Regions from separate parts of the Homo sapiens genome. Here regions 1 and 2 are each linked to region 3. The links are chromatin loops, found by intact Hi-C in ENCODE. Cell type or tissue: endothelial cell of umbilical vein. All regions are shown on one strand. Links, peaks and the distances in the headings refer to the core of each region. The heading gives the core; the rest is flanking DNA.

Evidence for each region. Peaks named below come from ENCODE experiments on the same cell type or tissue, not always from the same donor. Only the 100,000 strongest peaks of a DNase experiment are listed, where the experiment ranks them.
Region 1: it touches region 3 in a loop (9-fold over the local background); 7 of 110 quality-filtered maps call a loop at or near these places.
Region 2: it touches region 3 in a loop (10-fold over the local background); 42 of 110 quality-filtered maps call a loop at or near these places.

What each region holds. Positions count from the first base shown.
Region 1 is chr7:152,702,244-152,710,109 of GRCh38, forward strand. No RefSeq gene overlaps it. Among named protein-coding and RNA genes, the nearest start is that of XRCC2, 30 kb to the left of the region's middle. RefSeq lists a silencer at 4,281-4,457 and an enhancer at 4,750-4,829. In endothelial cell of umbilical vein, for the core only: a CTCF peak has its summit at 4,889 (motif pointing left); a DNase peak (open chromatin) is centred at 4,878.
Region 2 is chr7:152,332,203-152,340,068 of GRCh38, forward strand. The region is part of intron 2 of KMT2C (lysine methyltransferase 2C); the gene reads right to left. Among named protein-coding and RNA genes, the nearest start is that of KMT2C, 100 kb to the right of the region's middle. RefSeq lists an enhancer at 4,787-5,026. In endothelial cell of umbilical vein, for the core only: a CTCF peak has its summit at 4,745 (motif pointing right); a DNase peak (open chromatin) is centred at 4,749.
Region 3 is chr7:152,433,011-152,440,876 of GRCh38, forward strand. It overlaps KMT2C (lysine methyltransferase 2C), which reads right to left and starts at 2,993. Exons shown (of 59, transcript NM_170606.3): 1 at 2,616-2,993. The coding sequence starts at 2,776. It also overlaps the pseudogene FABP5P3. RefSeq lists enhancers at 1,060-1,109, 1,420-1,489, 1,960-2,009, 2,050-2,279 and silencers at 2,760-2,819, 3,200-3,249, 3,340-3,629, 3,670-4,009. In endothelial cell of umbilical vein, for the core only: no CTCF peak of the experiment used is centred there; a DNase peak (open chromatin) is centred at 3,771; H3K4me3 peaks cover 2,328 bases; H3K27ac peaks cover 2,015 bases.

The sequences.
Region 1 (7,866 bases), core at 2,476-6,475, 270 kb after region 3:
CTGGGCAACATTGCAAGACCTCATCTCTACAAAAAATAAAATAAATTAGCCAGGCATGGTGTCACGCATCTGTAGTCCCAGCTACCCAGGAGACTGAGGATGGCTTCAGCCCAGGAGTTCAAGGCTGCCGTGAGCTATGATCACACCACTGCCCTCCAGCCTGGGTGACAGTTCGAGATCCTGTCCCAAACAACAGCAACAATAAAAATGACAACATAATTGTGGATCAAATTCCATTTTTTTTTCTTTTGAGATAAGGTCTCACTCTGTCACCCAGGCTGGAGTGCAGTGGTCTCAGCTCACTGCAGCCTCAAGCTCCCCAGCCTCAGGTGATCCTCCCATCTCAGCTTCCTGAGTAGCTGGGACTGCAGGTGTGTGCCACCATGCCCAGCTAATTTTTGCATTTTTTTATAGAGAGAGGGTTTCATCATGTTGCCCAGGCTAGTATTAAATTTCATTTTGAGCACTCAAATTGACAGAAAGTTGTACCTAAAATTGAACTGGCCAGGCACAGTGGCTCACGTCTGTAATTCCAGCACTTTGGGAGGCCGAGGCGGGCGGATCACGGGGTCAGGAGATCGAGACCATCCTGGCAAACACAGTGAAACCCCATCTCTACTAAAAATACAAAAAAATTAGCTGGGCGTGGTGGCGGGTGCCTGTAGTCCCCGCTACTTGGGAGGCTGAGGCAGGAGAATGGCGTGAACCTGGGAGCCGAGATCATGCCACTGCACTCCAGCCTGGGCAACAGAGCGAGACTCCGTCTCAAAAATAAATAAATTAATTAAATTAAATTAAATTGAACTAAAATCTTGGTGGATTTCAAGTGGTTAGTCTTTGTTTTGGCTTCCAGAACATCATAGAATGAGTGGAGCTCTTCTATGCAGCGACGGCTCTGCAAAATTTTCCAGACAGCGATTGCTTTTCTCCTCTAACGTCTACCTCTCTCTCCCATCCCTGTACCACATGATTCATTGCCAGCCAAAATATTTCCAGTTTTTTTTTTAACAATTCCTCCTGTGGCATTGTGGAATTGAAATAATTATATGTATTTCTTGCCAAAGAAAAACATTCAGAATAGGAAGTTTGCTTTGAGTTAGATAAAACAAGTTAATTACTTTTGGTGAAAGGTTTGTTTGTTTGTTTTTGCTATTATAGCATCATTATGCTATTATATAGCATATATTATGCCATAACACTAGGTTATAGAGTGAAGACTTTCCATATCTGAATTATCTGTATTTTGCCTGTGTAAATAAGATAATCAGATACTCATGTGATTTTTTTTTTCCAGCTGGAAAAGTAGACTTTAAAAATCAAGATAACTTTTTTTTTTTGACAGTTTCAAATTTTGCTCTTTTGCCCAGGTTGGAGTGAAGTGGCGTGATCTTGGCTCACTGAAACATCTGCCCCCCGGGTTCAAGCGATTCTCCTACCTCAGCCTCCCAAATAGCTGGGATTACAGGCGCCACCACCACACCTGGCTAATTTTTTGTATTTTTGGTAGAGATGGGGTTTCACCATGTTGGCCAGGCTGATCTCGAACTCTTGACCTCAGGTGATCCACTCGCCTCAGCCTCCCAAAGTGCTAGGATTACAAGCACAAGCCACTGCACCTGGCCAACTTAAAAAATATATAGAGTACACCTAAATTGAAAAAAGTTTCAATACATTTTATGGTATGGCATGTTTATAGATAGTATCAAATTTACTAATTGAAAAGAAAATACATGGACTAAATGAAAAGAAAATATAAATCCCCAGCTATATAAACTCTCCATTAACCTGAAACTGGCTAACTATAATAATCAATAAATTTGCTGGGTGCAGTGGCTCATGCCTGTAATCCCAGCACTTTGGGAGACCGAGGTGGGTGGATCACTTGAGATCGGGAGTTCAAGACCAGCCTGGCCAACATGGTGAAATCCCGTCTCTACTAAATATACAAAAATTAGCCAGGCATGGTGGCGGGTGCCTGTCATCCCAGATACTCAGGAGACTGAGTCAGGAGAATCGCTTGAACCTGGGAGATGGAGGTTGTAGCGAGCCGAGATCGTGCCACTGCACTCCAGCCTGAGCAACAGAGCAAGTCTCCATCTCAAAATAATAATAATAATCAATAAATTAGGCTTTCTTCCTCAGAGTTATGCAAGTGTAGCTACTTCAAGATTTGTATTTATCAAAGAATTTGTGCTTTGACATAAAGATCAAGACACAAAATTGCAGGAGATATTTCAGGACAGGTGGAATTTCCTAACTTCTTAAAATGCATGAGCAAGGGTGTTACATATGGTGAACCCCAGTTTCTCTTCAAAGAACCAGTATGTCAGTATGTTCAGCTCTCTTATTCTTTGATTCTCCATTTTAAAGTTTAACTTCCTGGTTCTCTTAGCCCCCTTCCTTCTAGTTTCAGTAAACAACTTTCCCACCAGTCCTAACCAGTAGTTCACAGCGGTCCCCTGATCACCTGCTTTAACCTAAGTCACCTTTAGTTACCTGTTCCTAACCATCCTTCCTGCCAAAGTACTCACCCTGCCACTCCAGCTCGTATTCCTGTTCTCTTTAAAATAGCCAATCAGAATTAGCTTAGACTGTGTGGTCCAACCCTAGCCAATATGGGAATGACACAGCAGTAGGGGCTACTTGTGTCAGGAATAAGAACTCCTGCCCCTCCCCTGTTCAGGTGTGCTCTTGCCATTGTTCCATCTACAAGAAGCACCCTTTCTGCAGAAAGTAAAAATTGCCTTGCTGAGAAAATTAAATTTATGTTCGAGTGCTATATCTTTGTGGCACTGAGGAATAAGCATTTTGCATTTCTAGCAAAGGGTAAAAAACACTGTATTTGAATCAGAAGACTTGGGATTGTGTCCCAGATTTGCCTCTTTTAGTTTTTAATGTATTTGAACTGCAGTTTCCTCATAATGTCATCATCATCATTAACTATTTAGTGAGCATTTACTATATGCCAGTCACTGTACTAAGTGCTTTACAGAGATGATCTATGTAATCTACACATCAACTCTATGAGGTTCATGCCTTTATTAACCTTGTTTTACAGATGAGAAACAGGCTCAGAGGGGTTAACCAGCTTGCCCATGGACACTCAACCCTGAGAGAGAGTTGAAATTCATATGCAAATAGCCTGAGCCTTGCCTCTCCCATTCCAGAGGTAATTCTGGTATACTTTTTTGTAAAGTTCCTTCTTGTTTGTACATCCTTCAATCTATTCTACCTTACACAGTCAGCCAGGTCTTCTTTCAAGATACTTCTCAGATGATTCTCTTCTAAAAACCATAACTAGCTTTTGATTTGCATATGTGAAACTTCACATTTTCTAACCTGGCATTCAAGATATTTTATAATGTGCTCCAATTCATCTTTGGAGACACAGCTCCTAGAGATTTACCTGCTGCCAATTGAACTTAGTGAAAAGCCTCTCAGGTGTCACCTGTCCCCTCACTCTTTTTTTTTTTTTTGAGACGGAGTCTTGCTCTGTCTTGCCCAGGCTGGAGTGCAGTGGCGTAATCTTGGCTCGCTGTAGCCTCTGCCTCGGGGTTTCAAGCGATTCTCCAGTCTCAGCCTCCCGAGTAGCTGGGACTACAGGCGTGAGCCACCACACCCGGCTAATTTTGTATTTTTAGTAGAGACAAGGTTTCACCATGTTGGCCAGGCTGGTCTCAAACTCCTGACCTCGGCTTCCAAAAGTGCTAGGATTACAGATGTGAGCCACCACACTTGGTATTTTTTTGTTTTTTGTTTTTGTTTTTGTTTTTTAAGCAGAGTTTCGTTCTTGTCTCCCAGACTGGAGTGCAGTGGCATGATCTCGGTTCACTGCAACCTCTGCCTCCCGGGTTCAAGCAATTCTCCTGCCTCAGCCTCCTGAGTAGCTGGGATTACAGGCACCTGCCACCATGCCTGGCTAATTTTTGTATTTTTAGTAGAGATGGGGTTTCACCATATTGGCCAGGCTGGTCTCAAACTCCTGATCTCAGGTGATCCGCCTGCCTCAGTCTCCCAAAGTGCTGGGATGACAGGTGTGAGCCACCGCCACCGGCCAGGTGTCACCCTTTTGTGAAACCAGATTATTCCTGTCCACAGGGATCTCTGCCTACCTAAATGGAAATCCTAAGGCAAGGACAGTGAAATTATTGTATTTCCCTAAATGTAACATTACATATAGTTATTTGTGTGCATGAATTATCTCCTTTATTATCCTATAAGATGATAGAGACCAATGTATAGAAAGCTATGTATAGCTCTTTCCAAACCCATTTTGGGAGCTCAGGGAGTATTTCCAAAAGACATAGATTGCCGGCTTTTCCCAGAAATGGGACCTGCAGGGAGGTGTGGCCCCTGAGGGGGTGGAATCGCTGAAGCTCGGGCAGATAGCAGTGGAAGCTAGACTATTACTAGCTTCTTTCAGTATCACTTCTACTTTGCTTTGCTAACAAAAGAAAGCTGTTAAGCCTCCGGCCATAGGAATCAAATGGAAATGTCCCTCCCTTCTAGGCAAAGCTAGTGCCCTGGGCTTCGTTGCATTGCAAGTTTACTGGAAAAAAAAATTTGAGCTTTTATTCAGTATTTATACAGTCATTCCCTAGAATCTCCTTCATCCGGTCTTAAAACTAGAATTTGACACAGTGGGTTTAGGTTGAATGGTTTAGGCAACCAAATTAATCATGGCAGTCAAAAGTCCCTTTGCATTTTTCTTTTACAGTCCTCCCATAAAGTTAATATATTTAAATGGTTGTGAGATAGACAATTAAGCATGGCCCTTTACCTTTTTACAGTAAGGGATCACAGCAAGTGGGACGGAGAGAGAGAAAAAGAAATTCCTTGACGTGTGTCCTTGCAAACAGACAACTAGCCAACGCTGCCTCCTAGTGTCTAAGGTAGACACTGCCTGAGGGATTTGGATGTGAAGCTGTGGTTTGTTGGAGGGGAGGTTTTGCAGTATATATGAATATCTATTAACTGGCCAGCACAAGCAATGGATTAAAAAGTTTAATCACTGTGGGGCGTGGTGGCTCACGCCTGTAATCCCAGCACTTTGGAGGCAGAGGTGGGTGGATCACCTGAGGTCAGGAGTTCGAGACCAGCCTGACCAACATAGCGAAACCCCATCTCTACTAAAAATACAAAAATTAGCCGGGTGTGGTGACGGACACCTATAATCCCAGTTACTTGGGAGGCTGAGGAAGGAGAATCACTTGAACCTGGGAGGCAGAGGTTGCAGTGAGCCGAGATCGCGCCATTGCGCTCCAGCCTGGGCAACAAGAGGGAAACTCTCTCAAAAAAAAAAAAAAAAGTGTAATCATAAAATGGATCCCAAGCAAGGAACTTTTGACTTTTTGTGACCAGATTCAAACCAGGTCTACACACTCACACGCCTTCATGAGCCTGGCAGGTGGACGTGACATCCCGGGAGTGGTAAAGGCATGCCCCGCATGAAGGTGCTCAGTTTCCTCAATGTTTAAAACTTCGTGTGAGCCCAGAAACATTTCTGAGGACCACATCACTAGGGCACAAGTTTACATTTAAAGGATTTTAAATAGGAGAAAAGAGATTTTCTTTCTCTTGGAGCTTCTTTTTAACTCTAAGAAGTTGCCAAACCTACTGAACTCTGCTACTGAGTTTGCGAACATGAGATACTTGTTTTCCCCAGTGTGTGCCACAGCACAATAGGTGACACAGGCTCTCGTAACCTCCGCTGGCGTTGTGGGTATGTGACCCATACAAACGGGCCCCACGCTTAGGAGTCCCACACTTGGTTCAAGACTTCAGTTGCTATCTTGAAATTCTGAATGCTTTCTGACCAGGGGACATGCATCTTCATTTTGCACAGGGAACTGTGAATTATGTGGCAGGTCTTGGATGTAATAGAATTTGCTACCTTTGCTTCTGTTCTCTTCTGCCTATTTCCTGCCCATCGTCTATGTTTTTGGTTTGGTGCTATGCCCTAAACCTTACCCAGAAAAAAGAGTCTTGGCAATGGTAACAGAAATCTGCCCCATCTTTTGCCTCCCAACTCCAGAGGAGTTTGTGTCCTCTTTTGATTTTATTTTTTTATTTTTTATTATTTTTAATACAGGGTCTGGCTCTGTCACCCAGCCTGGAATGCAATAGCGCAATGATGGTTCACTGCAGCCTTGACTCCTGGACTCAAGAAATCCTCTTGCCTCAGCCTCCTAGATAACTGGGACTACAGGTGCACGCCACCGTGCCTGGCTAATTTTTTATTTTTGTGGAGACAGGGTCTCACTATGTTACGCAGGCTGGTCTTGTACTTCTGGGCTCAAGCAATCCTCCCCACTTGGTTTCCCAAAGTGCTGGGGTTAAGTCATGAGCCACTGCACCCCAGCCGCGTGTCCTCTGTTGAAGTGCACCTGCCAGGGTCACCACACAGTGACGATAGCAAGGCCTGTGCATCCTCACGGTTTGTTTTGTCATCACTTAGTGGCTCCTTTCCAGTTACCATGTTTATACCAGCACTATCTTTTTTTTTTCTTTGAGGCAGAGTCTCCCTCTGTTGCCCAGGCTGGAGTGCAGTGGCATGATCTCGGCTCACTGCAACCTCCGCCTCCCTGGTTCAAGCGTTTCTCCTGCTTCAGCCTCCCAAGTAGCTGGGACTACAGGTGTGTGCCACCGCGCCCAGCCAATTTTTGTATTTTTTGGTAGAGACAGGATTTCACCATGTTGGCCAGGCTGGTCTCGAATTCCTGACCTCAAGTGATTCGCCTTATAATCACTTGTGTGCTCGTCTGATGTGATGGCATGGTAAGAAAATGAGACTGGGCCGAGCGTGGTAGCTACTGCCTGTAATCCCAGCACTTTGGGAGGCCGAGGTGGGCGGATCACCTGAGGTCAGGAGTTCGAGACCAGCCTGGCCAACATGGTGAAACCCTGTCTCTACTAAAAATACAAAATATTAGCCGGGCGTAGTGGCAGGCGCCTGTAATCCCAGCTACTTGGGAAGCTGAGACAGGAGAATCACTTGAACCCAGGAGGCAGAGGTTGCAGTGAGCCGAGATCACGCTGTTGCATTCCAGCCTGGACAACAAGAGCAAAACTGTCTCAGAAAAAAAAAAAAAAAGAAAAGAAAAGAAAAGAAAATGAGACTGGTTTCCAGAAGCCATTCAATAGAATCAGCCTCAGGTTTTCTTCTTTGTATATAGTCACATGAACTAGCTGATTAGACATCTGCCGTTGGGAGACAGTTTGAGGGGCATTACCAACACTTTTGCAGACCAATAATGAACATTCCCAGTGACCCAGAACAAACTCCCAGTAACCCAGAAACCACTTTTCAGTGACTGCAAGAAGAAAAGCTCTACCGTAAAAAGCAGAAAGCTTTCTAAATGACCATAGAATCACCTTTGGAAAAGTTGCCTTAGGGCCAATTTTAGAAGTAGACAGGTTCTCAGTATTAGGGCCTTAATGACACAATTACCACCACCCTCCTTATTTAGTCAGATTCATTAAGCTCTTGGTTTCCATGAACTAAATCCAGCCCTTTTGTTGGTAGTTGAGGTAATAAATGGTAAATGGCACCTTTCTCTAGCACCCATTTGATTAGTTTAAAATGACCTCATACTAGTGTCACAGACTAGTGTGACTCAGCCTGATGTCATCAACTCCTCTTAAATGACTGCTAATTCCCCATGGCAATCAGCACCTTCCCAAAAGCTTCAGCAGAGAAGAGTCTTAAAAGCCTTTTGTTCTAACTTCTTTTTTTTGGACATCGTACAATAGGCTTTAGCCTTGGGTTAATTGTCTCTGTGGACATAGTAAGTCTTTAATGTTTAGTGTCTTGCATGCGAACAACTTGTTGAGAATAAGCCACCCCTTCGGTTCCAGTTTTTAGTA
Region 2 (7,866 bases), core at 2,476-6,475, 100 kb before region 3:
GAGGATTTCCACACACCACTACCCCTAACATCATTCTTCTTGTTTAATAAAAATTATATGTCCACTCTGTCTGTCATGCTCTATTACTACAATGAAGGGACATTACACCTCCCCACCAGTGCTCATGATGCAGTTCCATGCTCTTGGCTGGCTCCTTCTTTTCTAATTTGAAATTTATTTAGACCTTTCTGCATCACTAACCCCAAACAAACAAAAACATCTTAAAGTCCTTTCAAGCGCCTCTTCTCTGTCTTTCCTTTTACCACCAAATTCATGAGATGGCATGACTGAACTCTACTACCTTCCCCTTCAACTATACCTTTCTAATTGTATCCAGCCTCCTATTATAACAATTATTCTCAGCTGGGTATGGTGATGCACACCTGTAATCCCAGCACTTTGGGAGGCCAAGGTGGGCGGATAACCTGAGGTCCAGAGTTCGAGACCAGCCTGACCAACAACATGGTGAAACCCTGTCTCTACTAAAAATATAAAATTAGCCGGGCTTGGTGGCACATGCCTGTAATCCCAGCTACTCGGGAGGCTGAGGCAGGAGAATTGCTTAAACCTGGGAGATGGAAGTTGCAGTGAGCCGAGATCATGCCATTGCACTCCAGCCTGGGCAACAGGAATGAAACTGCGTCTCAAAACACACACACACACACACACACACACACACACACACACACAAATTATTCTCGTCAACACCACCAATAGACCAACGGCAAAAGAATTAACAATCCAGTTAGCACCCACAAGCTTTCTTCAAACATCCTAAAAGTTCACTTCACACCAGGATCACTTCCTCCTTAGTGAAATGATCTTCTATCTTTTATAAGCACAGAGATATAATAGTCTAATATCTATCTCTTCAGCTGATTTCCTTTAGACCTCTAAATATAGGTACAGCCCTCTATACATCCTTTATATACTCCTGGGGTTGGGTGGTTGTTTTTGTTTTTGAGAAAAGGACTCACTCTGTCGCCCATGCTGGAGTGCAGTAGTATGATCATTCGCATTCTTGGGCTCAAGAATCCTCCCACCTCAGCCTCCCAAGCAGCTGGGACCACAGGCACATGTCACCACATTCTTTTTCATTTTTTTGTAGAGATGGGGGTCTCACTATGTTGCCCAGGCTAGTCTCAAACTCCTGGCCTCAAATCATCCTCCTGCCTTGGCCTCCCAAAGTGCCAAGAATACAGGCATGAGTCACTACTCCCAGCCTATAAGCTCCTCTTTGAAGAACTTATTATCCACATTTCAACAATTTCCTCTGGACTTTATGATTTGTAAGTCAACATCTCTAGCACTAACTCCTCTCCTGAGTTCCACACCATATTTTAACTATACACTAGACATACTTAGCAGCTTGAACACTAAATTTCACACAAAACTTTATCTCTTATCGCTCAGATTAGCACTTCAATCTGACTTCCCTCTTTAAAAAAAGAAAACTATCTTCTACATTCAAAATGAATTTTAGAAAAGTATTTTGAAAAACAATTTGTATAACTATTCTTGGGTAGTTAGAAAAAACTACAAATAATTGTAAATCCTATCAAATCATAAAACTAATGATAACATGAAGCATCAAACAGATGGTTTTGGTTTTCATACTTAAAATAACATGTTTCTTTTCTTTTTTAAAAAATTGAAATAGAAAAGCTGACCTTAAATTAAGTGTTTATACAGTCTATCAATCAAGGTGTCCTGTCTATCCCGAGACAAAATTGATAAAGTATCTAGAATCAAATCTACAAATACGTAAGCTTGTATTCAAAAGGAATAATAAAATGAAAATTTACATTTCTATGTGACAAATGACCTCATGAACAAAATGAATGTGTCACAGATGAGAGAAAATAAATACAATTTGAATCCCCCCCCAAAAAAAAAGGTATTCAGATCAAGAATAGCTAAATAACTCCAAAGATGAACAAGGCACATAAACCTGTAGAACGTAGACAAAGGGGCCGGGTGCGGTGGCTCACGCCTGTAATCCCAGCACTTTGGGAGGCCAAGGCAGGCAGATCACCTGAGGTCAGGAGTTCGAGACCAGCCTCAACATGGAGAAACCCCATCTCTACTAAAAATACAGAATTAGCCGGGCGAGGTGGTGCGTGCCTGTAATCCCAGCTATTCAGAAGGCTGAGGCAGGAGAATTGCTTGAACTTGGGAGGCGGAGGTTGCGGTGAGCCGAGATCATGCCATTGCACTCAAGCCTGGGCAACAAGAGCAAAACTCCGTCTCAAAAAAAGAAAGAAAGAAAGTAGACAAAGGACAAAATCCATACTCTTCATCTTCTATGCTTTCCAAGTTTTAGTAGGACACATAACTGCTCAGCTAGAGACTTTATTCCCCAACCCTCTTTGCAGCAAACCATGGCAAGTTCTCACCGAGAGAATATGACCAGAAGCAACTGCGCAACCTCATCATCTAAAAGGAAGTGAGCTGCTCTTCACTAAATTATAGTCCCCTTTCCTACAGACTGGAATGGACATGACAGCAACCCAGTCGCAATGCTGCCAATGAGGCGCAATGCTCCAGGTGATGGCAGAGAGACAAGACAGAAGAAACCTGGGTCAACAAACAATAATATGGAGCAAAAGACAACTCATCAGCCTATACCTCTCCATCCTCAGAAATATTACATGAGAGAAGATCAATTTGTTTTATTTAAGCCACTGCTATATTTTGGGGTCTCTGTTACAGCAGTTTAACCCATGCCCTAATTAACACAGAAAACTGGTATTAAAGAGTGAAGAATTGCCGTAACAAAATCTTCAAGTGGCTTGATCAGGCCGTGAAACACTGATAATGGAGTCTGAAAATCAACTGACCCTTTTTAGGCTATATTAAAATATTTAATATAGCTATGACCTACAACAATTTGGAATGTAGACTGTACCTACAGAGCCTGTAGCTCTAGGCAAAGCATCTGGAATGACCCAAAGGGTATTCTGTGTTGCCTCTCTCTAGTATTTTTACAGCCAAAGATAGAAAAGAATACAGTTCTGCTAGAGAGACTCTCTCTGCCTGCCTATTATATTCAAAGTACTATAAAATTATCACATATATAAATACCTGTATGAAAGCATTTCATTTCTACTCAGAGAGTCCCAGAATACATTTTGGGATATACCCATTTTATACCATTCTTACTACTGGGTAACAAGAAAGGGGAAGAGAAAAATAAGTGACAAACTTAAGGAGGAATAAGAATAGTGCCTTCAGAAACTTACCAACAATGAGCCAAATGGCCCAGGGTCGCAAATCATTACATTACCCTGAAAACACATTTTTTCCTGGAGCCAGATCCATTTGTCTCCACTCCCAAGCTGTGCTCTCTCCAATCCAGTATGACTTGTCTGCTTCCTTTTACTATGCTGCTATCTACCATATATGACCTCCAGTCAAAAATTTCCTTCTCCTAGCGAAGTATATAACAGTTTCAGCTTTTTCCTTATTTTTATCCCCAAAAAAGAAAATACATAGCACTTTTATTATTTTTAGGGGAGTTTTATTGCTTACAGCTAAGGGAAAAGAAGCAGGACAATGTCTATCTCTCCCTCAAATAAGAGCCAGAAGGAAATAGAAAAGTTAAACGTTAATGTTACTGGTTGGCCAGTAGGTTTGCAGGTATACAACCTTTTGAAATTATGTTTCCTGCATTTCAAAGAGAAAAAAACAGATTCAGACTATAGGGTTTTTTTGTTTTTTTTTTGTTTTTTAAGAAATAGGATCGGCACCAGATCTGATCCCATAAAGCAGGTAAGAAGACAGGCTTTCAGAGTTCATCCTGTTCTCTTTTCTCCTCTAGCTATTATTATTACTGGCTCTGCCCATGATTCTAACTTGGATCTGCTAAAGAAACAGTAGGGAGCGATAGTTTTGGTTTTACTTTTGGTTTAGATTTTGTTGTTTCAGTCTTGTGTTCTTTAACAAATAAAGAGGACTCTATGACTGCTTCCTAGATAGCAGTAATTCCTGCCACAAAATAGGAACAAACAACAAAAAAGGTATCACTAAATATTTGATACTTCAGGTAATAACAGAAGCTGTCTTTAACTGTCACTCTTCATTTGGTAGACTATGTTAGATCTTAGTATCTGTCAAAGTCAAGGCAGGACAACTGAGTGTTTATGTCTCTCTCTCTTCTCCTAATCCTAGTCTTCAAACAATTGTCAGAGTTTGGCAGCAGAATGTGAAACAGACTGCTCTGGATAAAAATGATGTCAACCAGGGATCCAACCAGAGATGTCATCCAGAGATGCTCTGGATGAAATGGCTACAAACCCAGTGATATCTGAGGAAATATGCCTGATGCCAGTACTTAATTATCTCCAGTTTATTATTAAAAATGTACTCTTGAATACTATCCTATGCTTTGCCTAAAGAAAGAAGCTAGCCATTCAACCAATAAAACAGTCCAGGTTTGGCGACTCCACCACTTTGCAGAGTTTTTGCCTTTCATGAGGTCCAATTAGCTCAAACTGCCTGCAAGCCAAACTGTGGAAATTGGAGCAGACATTTAAAAAATTACATTGCATTTTTAAAAATTCAGTGTGGTATTTTTCTTGAATATAAAATCCCTAATATATCTTTTCCCTTACTTTGAACCTGACCTAAAATACAGGCAATGACACTTGGTCACAAAATGCACCAAAGTCAGAAAGGTGGGGACAACTGCAACCCTGGGATAAGGACAGGCAAGGCGATTTCATCTGTAGCCACTATCTACGGATAATCTCCATCCACTAGGTGGCACATGTACAGTGGTAAACTATACTAAGGAACCTAATCATTGACCTGGCGTGGTGGCTCAAGCCTGTAATCCCAGCACTTTGGGAAGCAGGAGGATCACTTAAGCCCAGAAGTTCAAGACCAGCCTGGGCAACATGGCAAAAGCAAAAAAAATTCAGCCGGCCTTGGTGGCACACACCAGTAGACCCAGCTATTCAGGAGGCTGAGGTGGAAGAATCACTTGAGCCTGGGAGGCAGAGGTTGCAGCTGCACCAAGATCACACCACTGCACTCCATCCTGGGTGACAGAGCAAGTCCCTGTCTCAACAACAACAATAAAAAAGAGAACCTAATCACATGTAAGTAGATTCCTAAGAGAACTTGAAGACAATGTGCACTTCATTAAATAGCATCAGCTATGTGCCAGGCATTATCTCTGGGGATGCAAAGATAAATTAGATCTAACCCTTTCCCTTAAATAAGTTCATAACATACCCTCTTTTAAACCTTTACTTTTCCACCTCCAATGACTCTAATTTATCCTACACAAATTGGTTCTAAGACATGAGAAAGTTTAATAGCAAAAGGTGTCTGCTGTGTTAGTTAAAACCAAAGGCTTGGAATCCAATGGTTCCGAGTCTGCATTCTAGCTCTGCCATCTGCTAGCAATGTGACCTTTGGCAAGTTACTTAACTTCATCTCAATTTTACTTTGCTCGTCATTTAAGACAGACAATACCACCTAGTATAAAACTGTCTTTATGATCCAAAAATAAAAAAAAAAGAACGCATGAAAAGCACTTAGCTCAACGTCTTAAGTGTAGTGATGTAGCTGCTATTCTGATGACCTCTATCTACATTCACACACTATAGTCTATGGATTCACTTGTCCACCTCACTTATACAACTTGATTTTTTTTTTTTTTTTTAAAGACAGAGTCTCGCTCTGCCGCCCAGGCTGGAGTGCAGTGGCGCGATCTCAGCTCACTGAAAGCTCTGCCTCCCAGGTTCACGCCATTCTCCTGCCTCAGCCTCCCAAGTAGCTGGGACTACAGGCGCCCGGCACCACACCTGGCTAATTTTTTGTATTTTTTTAGTAGAGACGGGGTTTCACTGTGTTAGCCAGGATGGTCACGATCTCCTGACCTCGTGATCCGCTTGCCTCAGCCTCCCAAAGTGCTGGGATTACAGGCATGAGCCACCGTGCCCAGCCCTCACCTACTCAATTTCTAACTCTTGATGTCACATCATGAATTATTAAATTGCATTATGAGAATTAATGAGAATAAAGAAGACATTTATTTAGCCCCCTCCGATCTATGCTCCAGAGTTAATATATCATTAATTTAGAATGGTTATTTACCAAACAAAATTTTGAGTAACAAGTACATACTATAATTTCTATTCAAATGGTAGTCATTACAAAGATAGTCAAGATCCCTACGTTTAATGGATCTAGATGAAAGACTGAAAATAAAAATAGGACACAATAATGATGATGCTGGTAAGCACATGGCATGATGGGAGTTAAGGGGAAGAGGTGGGGAATACAGCTCAGAAAGGCTTCAGAAAGGTATTAGAAGCCCAGCTAAAACTAAAAGGATAAATCAAAGTGTGCCTAATAGTTCTCTCTCAAGTTTTCTCTTTTAAAAAAAGAATAACATCTAACATATTTTCTTCATTCAAAAGATAAGGAAACTAAAATCTGAAAGTTAATTACAAGCTCAAGATCACAAAGCTAATAGGAAACAAAGCTGGGATACAAAATCGGGTTGTGTAACTCTAAAGCCTGATGTGCTCTTTTCACTACTTCCACCGCCTGGCAGAGCATCAAAGTGTAGCATGTAAGTTTTATAAATACATCAATATTAAAGAGAAATGTTAACAGTCTTACTAGGACCATGTTACTGAGGGATCACTTACTGAATATAAACACTATGAGATAACTAAAAATACTCTTTTTTAAGCACTGCTGAATAAAATTATGAAGTGGACAGAACATTTATCTCACAGCCAAGTTCACAGAAATAAAGCATTTTGATTTTGAACAATTACAAAAGTATTTCCCTCAAAGGTTAAATACTTCTTTGAAAGGACTGTGTGTAGCCTACAAATATACTGAACAAACTTACCAACACTGATAGCATAACAGGCTATGTCAAAAATATTTTAGAGGTCAATTTTGGACTCCCTTATCAATACATTAGTATATTCTTTCAAAGCGTCCTACTTTTTCAATGGATTTTTAAAGTTTACTCACTCAAGGGTTATAGGATTTTAGAGGGAGAAATTACTTCTTTATTTTTACTAACCTCTAATTTTTATTCACTTCCAAAATTTAGAATTCTAAGAAAATATTAAGAATGTAAGCAACAAGCACAGTGGTATTGGTGGATACCTAAGTGTTTGTCACCAACAGAAATCACGGATATTTTCTTATCACATGCAGTTGTTGCAGATATCCCAAAATATCATTCACCCTCATCACTACTTCAAAATTACAGTAGTTATTAAATTCACTGCTAGATTTTATAATTTAAGTGAATTAAAAAGATGTTATAAGATTACAAGTTTGGCTTATTTTTATTTCAATGCAATTGTTTATCTTTGTAATCCTATTTTGGTGTATTTTTATTTTATTCATTTAAAAACATTATTTGAAAAAGAGTCCATGGATTACATCATAGTACCAAAGGGGACTATGGCACTGAAAAAGTTAAGAACCCCTGTTCTGTATGTGCCATTCACAGGAGACCACAGCCCCAATTTGACTATATGCTCTATGAAAACAGGCACTGTATCTGTTTTTATAAACCAGAGCTACCACAAAACCTGAATGATGTTCGATAGTTGCTTAATTAATATTATATAATATAAAGCAAGCAGATAAATCTCATATATAGATACAAAGATTTATAAAAAGCACAGAGAAAAATAATATATTTAAAATGAACTCATATTTACTAACTATGCAAGTAAACACTGACATTCATTATCGACTAGTTATCCAAAAAATATGCCTTCTCCCTCTATGCTTTAATCAACTTTTTTTTTTAAGAGATGGGCTCATGCTCTGTCACCCAGGCTAGAGTACAGTGGCACAATCATAGCTCATCAGAACCTC
Region 3 (7,866 bases), core at 1,826-5,825:
GATGGCGCACACCTGTAATCCCAGCTACTCTGGAGGCTGAGGAAGGAGAATCGCTTGAATACACGAGGCAGAGGTTGCGGTGAGCCGAGATCATACCACTGCACTACAGCCTGGGCTACAGAGCAAGACTTCGTCCAGAAAAAAAAAAAAAAGGCATCTTCTCTACTTAATGTAACTCACTAAGTTAATGAACATCTAAGTAACATTAGCAACTTAAAATATCTCTATGAGATTTAGCAAAGAAGATTAATTTTCATTTCTCAGGTGAATTATTTGCAATTTCACATAATTTCACTGGTTACAAACCTAATTTACACTGGTTACACATAAGTTTCACTTTCAGGGTCTTTACTGTCCAACTACAGGGTCTTTTCTGCATGGATTCTTATACAGTATAGAGATACACAATTCAAAAACCTCTTTGCTTTCCAATTCATATGTTAGTTTCCATTTACATGTTGCTAAAAACAACTGGAGATTCCATTCCCTTCAAAAGACACAATTTCAAAAAAAACGCTCTAAAAAGTTTAGACCCGTCAAATTTACCAGTAGACTTTAATTTCCTATAAAGAAAGCAGTACTAGTTTTCAAATCTAAAAGAAAAAGCTCTCTACAGACTTACATTTGTTCTAAATATTTCCAAAAGTTTTGATTTTTCATAGTTAGATTATACTGTTATTCAGCAGAAATTTTTTATCTTCTCCAAAGGCTGCCTATTTCTTCATGAGATTCAGAATTAAAATAATAAAGTGGCAATACCCTAATCGTCCAGTGCACTCAGGAGCTGCACTAATACAAATGAGCTCATTTCAAAAGTAGGGTGTGTGCGAGTGTGCGCGTGCGTGTGAGTGTGCGCGTGTGCGCGTGCACAAGCACGCCCTTACAGGAGTATGGGGTGTGGGGTGTGACAACATAGATCTAATCTTTCTGGAGTAAGAATTCAAATGCAAATTTAAAACAATACTTGCAAATTAATGTTCAGTAAGAGATGAAGAAATGCTTTGCAAATAGTGAAATGGGAGGCAATCAAGGTAAAACCCCAATATGGCTTGTCCTGAGTTGCTTTAAAGGATGCAAAAAAAAGTGGCTTACATGTCTAAAAATTACTTAAACCTCCACTTCCTTCTACAAATTTCAGTTAATACAGAATAAGGGCATTTTATACTTGCCACTGTATTACAACGCAAGTGGCATAATAAATAAGTCCTAACTTTGTATCACGAACAAGCTAATGTAATAATGTACACACATCCTGTACTTGCTTCCCTCACGATTATCATAGCTAGGTAACAGCTGGCAATAAAATATGGAGGCAAGTTGAAGGCCCTGAATCATTTTCATAGTAAAAGGACAGCGGGGCAAGAAAAGAGCACATTCAAGTCAAGAGCTCAATGGGTTCCCACAACCCAGCTCTGCTATGCCTCAGTTCACGCTACTATTTTTACTACAAATCACCAAACAACAATACTATTACTAAGTGAATGCACCCGAACCAAAGAAACAGCCTATCCATAAACGTGCTGGCTTCCTTCACGTCCCAGCGCACCCTTCCACTCCCGACAGTTCAATGAGAATATCATCTCACGAAATGAGTAAGCACACACGCCATTCTACAACTTCGAGAGACATTCACAGTTCTTCCACGGCACACGCGAGAGCCACAGAAGCCGAGCAGTTCGCTGGCACTAAAACGGTGTCTTAATTTACAAGCAAAGCCGTCAAATAACCGTTCTGTAAGAAGACATTTCTGGTCCTCTAATAAGCTGGGGTCCAGCCCTACTGTACGCTCAAAGGCAGGCGACCCTATTCCCAAGCCCCTTACAGCTAAGACTTACGAGGGAAGCGACATTTACATCTGCACTCTCTCCGAATAAGTGCTCTTGGTATTCTGCCTTACGAGGGGACGCTGGCTACGTCTCCAAAACTTAGGCAGGCCGTTCCCCGAAGCTGGGGGATCCCACAGGACTTGTGCTTTCGGAGCCCGGGAGTGCGGTGCTGGGTGTTGGGGGAGGGGGGAGGAAGAAGTCAAATGGCTTCCTAATATATCATCAAAAGAAGAAAACACAGGTTTGGGACCAGGAAAAGTTCCAGGAGCAAGTCGCTGACAAACAAAAGCTGCACTCGCCCGGCCGCTTTCTTCTCGCCCCCAGCCCGCGCCCCGAGACCACCTGGCCCGGGCGTTTTGACAGCTCCGAGAGTTTCCCGAGCGCCGACGGCTCGGCGGTTCGCCCGGAGTCCGTCCGGGGACTACCTGGGCGCGCTCCGGGCTTGTTTTCTCAATGATCCAGCTAGGCCAAGACGCGGCTACGAGAAATTTCTCCAAAAGAAGAGTCGCGGAGAAGACCCAGTGAAAAGGCCCGACTGAAAAGTAAAGTGTGCGGAGCCGGGCGCCGGCGGGAGCCCGGGCGGGCGGCGCGGAGCGGGGGAGGCCGGGCGCGGGCGGCTACCGAGGGGCGCGGGGCCGGGGCCGGGAGCCGCCACCGCCCGCGGGCCCGCCCCGCCCCCACCCCGCCGGGGGGCGCCGGGGCGCGGAGGCCGCGGGGCGGGCGCCCGGTGACAGCTCCGGCCCGGCGCCGCCGCTGGCTCCCGGCCTGGCTCCCTCGCACTCAACTTACTTCTTTCTGGCTCTCTGGAAAGGGGAAGCGCCATCTTTGCGAGGCCGGCCCCGAGGTCTTTTGTCTGCGGCTGCGGGGCTCGGGGCCGGGGCTCCAGGCTCCTCGGGGGGTGGTGGCGGCGGCTGCGGCTGCTCCACGCTCTTGTCCTCCTCCGACGACATCCTAGTCACCAGGAAAGACACATGGATCCCGGTCCTCCTCCTGGGGGGCTCCCGCCGCCGCGGCCGCCGCCGCCGCCGCTGCTGCTCGGGTTCCTCCTCCCCGGCTCAGCCTCTCGCATTTCCCGCAGCCCCGGGAGCAGCAGCAGGTACCGGGAGAGGCGGCAACATGGAGCGAGCAGGACACGCACTCACACACATCGGCGCGGGCGCGCGCACCTCCGCGCGCAGGGGCCGGGCGGGGGGCGGCGGGCGGGGCGGGCGGTGCGGGGCGGGCGGGGCCGGCGGGTGCGGGCGGGCGGGGCAGCCGGGCGGGCGGGCGGCGTGAGGGGCGCCGGCCCCCGGGGTCTCCGCCCGCGGCCCCTCCCCCGAGCCGCCCGCGGCAGGAGGAGAAAGGGGCCCGGCGCGGGGAGGGCCGGCCGCGGGGCCCGGCGGGGGCGGCGAGGGGGTCGCGCCCCCGGCCGGCCGCCCCTCCCCCGCGCGTCAGGCCCGTCAGGCCCGGGCGGCGGCGGCGGCGAAGTTTTGACAGCTGCTCCAGTGGCGGCGCTGGGCGCCGGGCCGCGGCTCGCTCCTCACACTCGCTCTCTCACACACGCTCGCTCGCTCTCCCGGAGCAGGGGAGGAGGAAGTTTTGCGGGTGTGCTTGGACCCCACACACACGCCGCGCGACCGTGGCCGTCGCGCGAGGCCCGCGCCGGGGATCCCCCGGGGCGACCCGCACCACAGACCTCTCCAACTCGCAGCCGTCGCGCCCACACACCGCCGCCTCGACGGCCCCCGCCCGCTCCCCCACACTCGGCCCCTCGCCCGCCCCCCGCGCGCCGCCGCTGCCACTCACGGGCCTCGCTCCGCGCATGCGCCGCTCCCGCCGCCCGCGGACGCGCCGCCGCCGCTGACCTCACCGCCCCTCCCCCTCCCCCCCGGGTTCCCTCCCCCTGTGACGCGGCGGCCGGGCCCAGCCGCGACTCCGGCTCCGGCTCCGGCTCCGGCTCGGGAGGTAGCCAAGCTGTGGACCCAGAGATCCGGGATCGGGATCGGGGAACTGCGGGCGAGGGCGGGAGGGAGCCGCGGACACACGCCGAGGCGGCCGCGGTCGCCCGGCGCAGCCCGGCGCGAGGAGCAAATGTGCGCCCGCACGGCGAGGGCAGCCCGGGCTTCGCTGGTTCTCGCCGAGGTCTTTCCTCGTAGCGCCCACACTACGGGGAGGAAAAGGAATGGAGTCAACTTCGTTCGAATCCAACGCCAGTTAGTTTCCTTATTATAACGTCATTTTTTTTAATCCAGAAAAGGTTCATAAGGATGTAAGACGAAAAGAACGATGACAGCTCGAGAAATAAAACGGTTAGAGACAAAATAAGCCAATAAAAACCCAACCACTTGATTTTAACGTTCAGTGTGTTGTGATGAAGAGGCAAAAATCGAAGTACTTCTAAGCCACCTCTCATAATATGTAAAAATGGTAAAAAGAAAAATGGGGCTAGAATCCGCCTGAAAAATGCACTTTCTCAAGAAGGACAGTTACAAATATGGGATTCTGGATTTCTCAGGCTAATACCTAACACTTGGACGATGATCTATTCTGTGCTTTCCATTCACTATCGATTAGTTTATGAGAGTGAAAAAATTCTAGATTTGAATGGGGGGAAATAGTAAGACCTATCAACCATTTGTGAAGGATTGGGGTAAACTATCATTTAATAAGCATCTACTTTGGGCCTAGCGTTAAGAGGCACACTCTCATGTTGATTTCTTTTGATCTTCGCAGTGTAGTTTTAGTGTAAGGTAAAAAAAAATAGGCTCCTTTTCCAGCGATGTTTGCTTTCCCTTCTAGTAGCTAGGATGTTAACTTTAAACTGTGTCTTCTACTTGGGCAAAATACACACACTTTGATTCCCAGAGCCTATTCTAAATGAAAGCATAATTTTTTGAAATGGCTGAAATGAGGAATAACGTCAGATAGTCATTTGAATACCTTCAGGGTTTAATCCCTGCTGGCTCTTTCAAATTTACTAAATTTATAACCAAAGGAAATTTGGGATTGAGGAGGAGGCTGGCATGGTAAATGCAAACTAGAAATTAAAAGTGCCTGACGATTACACATAGAAATACAACATATATGTGACTAGTGATAAACATATGATGTGATCTAGTGAAAGTTTACTCAGTACAAATTTGAAAGCACCCTTTCTTTTTTCATTTTCTTCAGCACATTGTACTTTAAATAAAGTGTGCTTTCAAAACTGGATTATTGATCCAAATATTTAGCTGTGTTCCGTACTGAAATTAGAATAGGCACTTCCACGGTGAGTTTCACATGTACAAAATTATACATCAGGATAATTTACTTCCATACGCTTCTCCAGCACTTCTGAGAACTTAAGTGTCAGTGGATACAAATTGCAAGTCACTCCTGCTGGAGAGTTCACAAGAAACAAAGGGTACTAAGAGCAGAAAAGTGAGCCGAGTGAATGGAAGGGTAGAAACAGAGGTTTGTGCAGGGATGCTTCTGGATAGATGATGATGCAGGTAAGTAAACTCAGCCTGAAATCTCCATTCCTTTGGCCACTATGAGCAGGGAGTTGGGATCTGTTTTAAGAGAGCTGATAGCAGTCTCCTTGGCATGAAGTTATCATGAACAGAGCAAATCAAATATAACCCAGGATGCTGAGGAAGGATTCAAGGAATACTTATTCAACATAAATAAAGGTTTTCCAGAGGTTTTTCCGTCTCAGTCATCCAAATTACACAGCTCTGAGACCACAGTAGCAAAAATCTAGGAGGCAGGGAGCTGAGGTCCTTCAAAATTATGAAAGCAAAAAGGCAGGAGCATCTGGAAACAGTACCAAATACAACAGAAAAATATTAGAATGTGTACTTTCTAATAAGTATACATGTTAAATATGGGATTTTAAATTTAGGTAGATGTGTACTAACCTGTTAACCAATCATCTGCAAAGGGGTGAATTACAAGGGACTTTTACTGTCTAAAATATTTGAATATTTCAAAGCACATGTAGTAATCATCTAATCATATATATATATATATATATGTAGTTTTTAATGGGGAGGGAATGAGCATTGTTATCTTTGACAAAGAAAAACCAACATCTCAGAAAAATATAGGCAAGGAAGATTCTCAAAGCATCTAGCAAACAAGTGACAGTGAATAAAAATTCATAGTCCAATATTCATTCTTACTAATTGAAGGCCTATAACATGTGATTGTCTTTATTTAGAATGCACAGGTTCACTACTAAATGTTGTCTCTCTTGTTTTCCCATAAATTCCTCAGGGCTTTTTAGGAACCAAACTTTCACTGTTATAGAAGGACCACTGAAAGCTTAAATTTTAGATCTTAGAATTTTTGTGTTCATATTGTTATTATTAAAGTTGCACTGTAGGCTGGGCACTGTGGCTCATGCCTGTAATCCTAGCACTTTGGAAGGCCAAGGCGGGTGGATCACTTGAGCTCAGGAGTTCGAGACCAGCCTGGGCAACATAGTGAGACCTCCGTCTCTACAAAAAAATACCAAAGAAAATTAACCAGGCCTGGCTGGGCGCGGTGGCTCACACCTGTAATCCCAGCACTTTGGGAGGCCAAGGCAGGCGGATCATGAGGTCAGGAGATCGAGACCATTCTGGCTAACAAGGTGAAACCCTGTCTCTACTAAAAAAGCAAAAAATTAGCCGGGCGTGCTGGCAGGCACCTGTAGTCCCAGCTACTCGGGAGGCTGAGGCAGGAGAATGGCGTGTACCCGGGAGACGGAGCTTGCAGTGAGCTGAGATCGCGCCACTGCACTCCAGCCTGGGTGACGGAGTGAGACTCCGTCTCAAAAAAAAAAAAAAGAAAAAAAAATTAACCAGGCCTGGTGGCACATGCTTGTAGTCCCAGCTACTTGGGAGGCCGAAGTGGGAGACAGTCTTGCTCTGTCACCTAGGCTAGAGTGCAGTGATGCGATCTCGGCTCACAGCAACCTCCACCTCAAATTTGCCGGGCACGGTGGCTCATGCCTGTAGTCCCAGCACTTTGGGAGGCCAAGGCAGGCAGATCACTTGAGGTCAGGAGTTCGAGACCAGCCTGGCCAACATGGTGAATCCCCATCTCTACTAAAAATACAAAAATTAGCCTGGCATGGTGACGTGCGCCTGTAATCCCCGCTATTCTGGAGGCTGAGACAGGAGAATTGTTTGAACCCAGGAGGCGGAGGTTGCAGTGAGCCGAGATCGCGCCATTGCACTCTAGCCTGGGCAACAAGAGCGAAACTCTGCCTCAAAAAAAAAAAAATTCATATTGCTATATAAGTTATTTCAGTAAAGTATATCATGTGCCTGTTTGGTGGAAAAGTTAAAGGAAGAAACCAGGAAGGAAACAAGCAGAACAGTCATCTTCAAAAGTAATTTGTGTTTAAGAATGTGAGGCTTAAGTAGATGTTTTGCAGTACATTTTATATAGATACTAATCTTGCCCTCTAGGGGTCTATACTTTAAGCCTGGCAGTAGTAGTTAACAAGGATAAACACAAAAGGACAAGTAAGCAACTAGAAAATAAACATGGAGGCCGGGCATGGTGGCTCACGCCTGTAATCTCAGCACTTTGGGAGGCCGCGGTGGGAGGATCACGAGGTCAGGAGTTCGAGACCAGCCTGGCCAATATGGTGAAACCCTGTCTCTGTTAAAAATATAAAAACTAGCTAGGCGTGGTGGTGCACACCTGTAGTCCCAGCTACTCAGGAGGCTCAGGCAGCAGAATCCCTTGAACCTAGGAGGCGGAGGGTGCAGTGAGCTGAGATTGTTCCAGTGCACTCCAGCCTGGGCAATAGAGGCAGACACCACCCCCCCCCAAAAAAAAAGAGAAAGAAAAGAAACATGGAAAAACATACAAATAGAAAGATTAAATATTTACGTCCATTGTGTACAAGATCATAGTTTTAAAAGAAATGCATCTGTGGATTCAGGGGGAAGGGCAGCAGTGGGAGAAGTCATAGCAGACAACCATATCTATTCAGAAGAGGGTGACAGAACACATTCTGCTGGCAAGTATCATAAACTAGAAATTTTCAGGCCAGGCATGGTGGTTTACATCTGTAATCCCA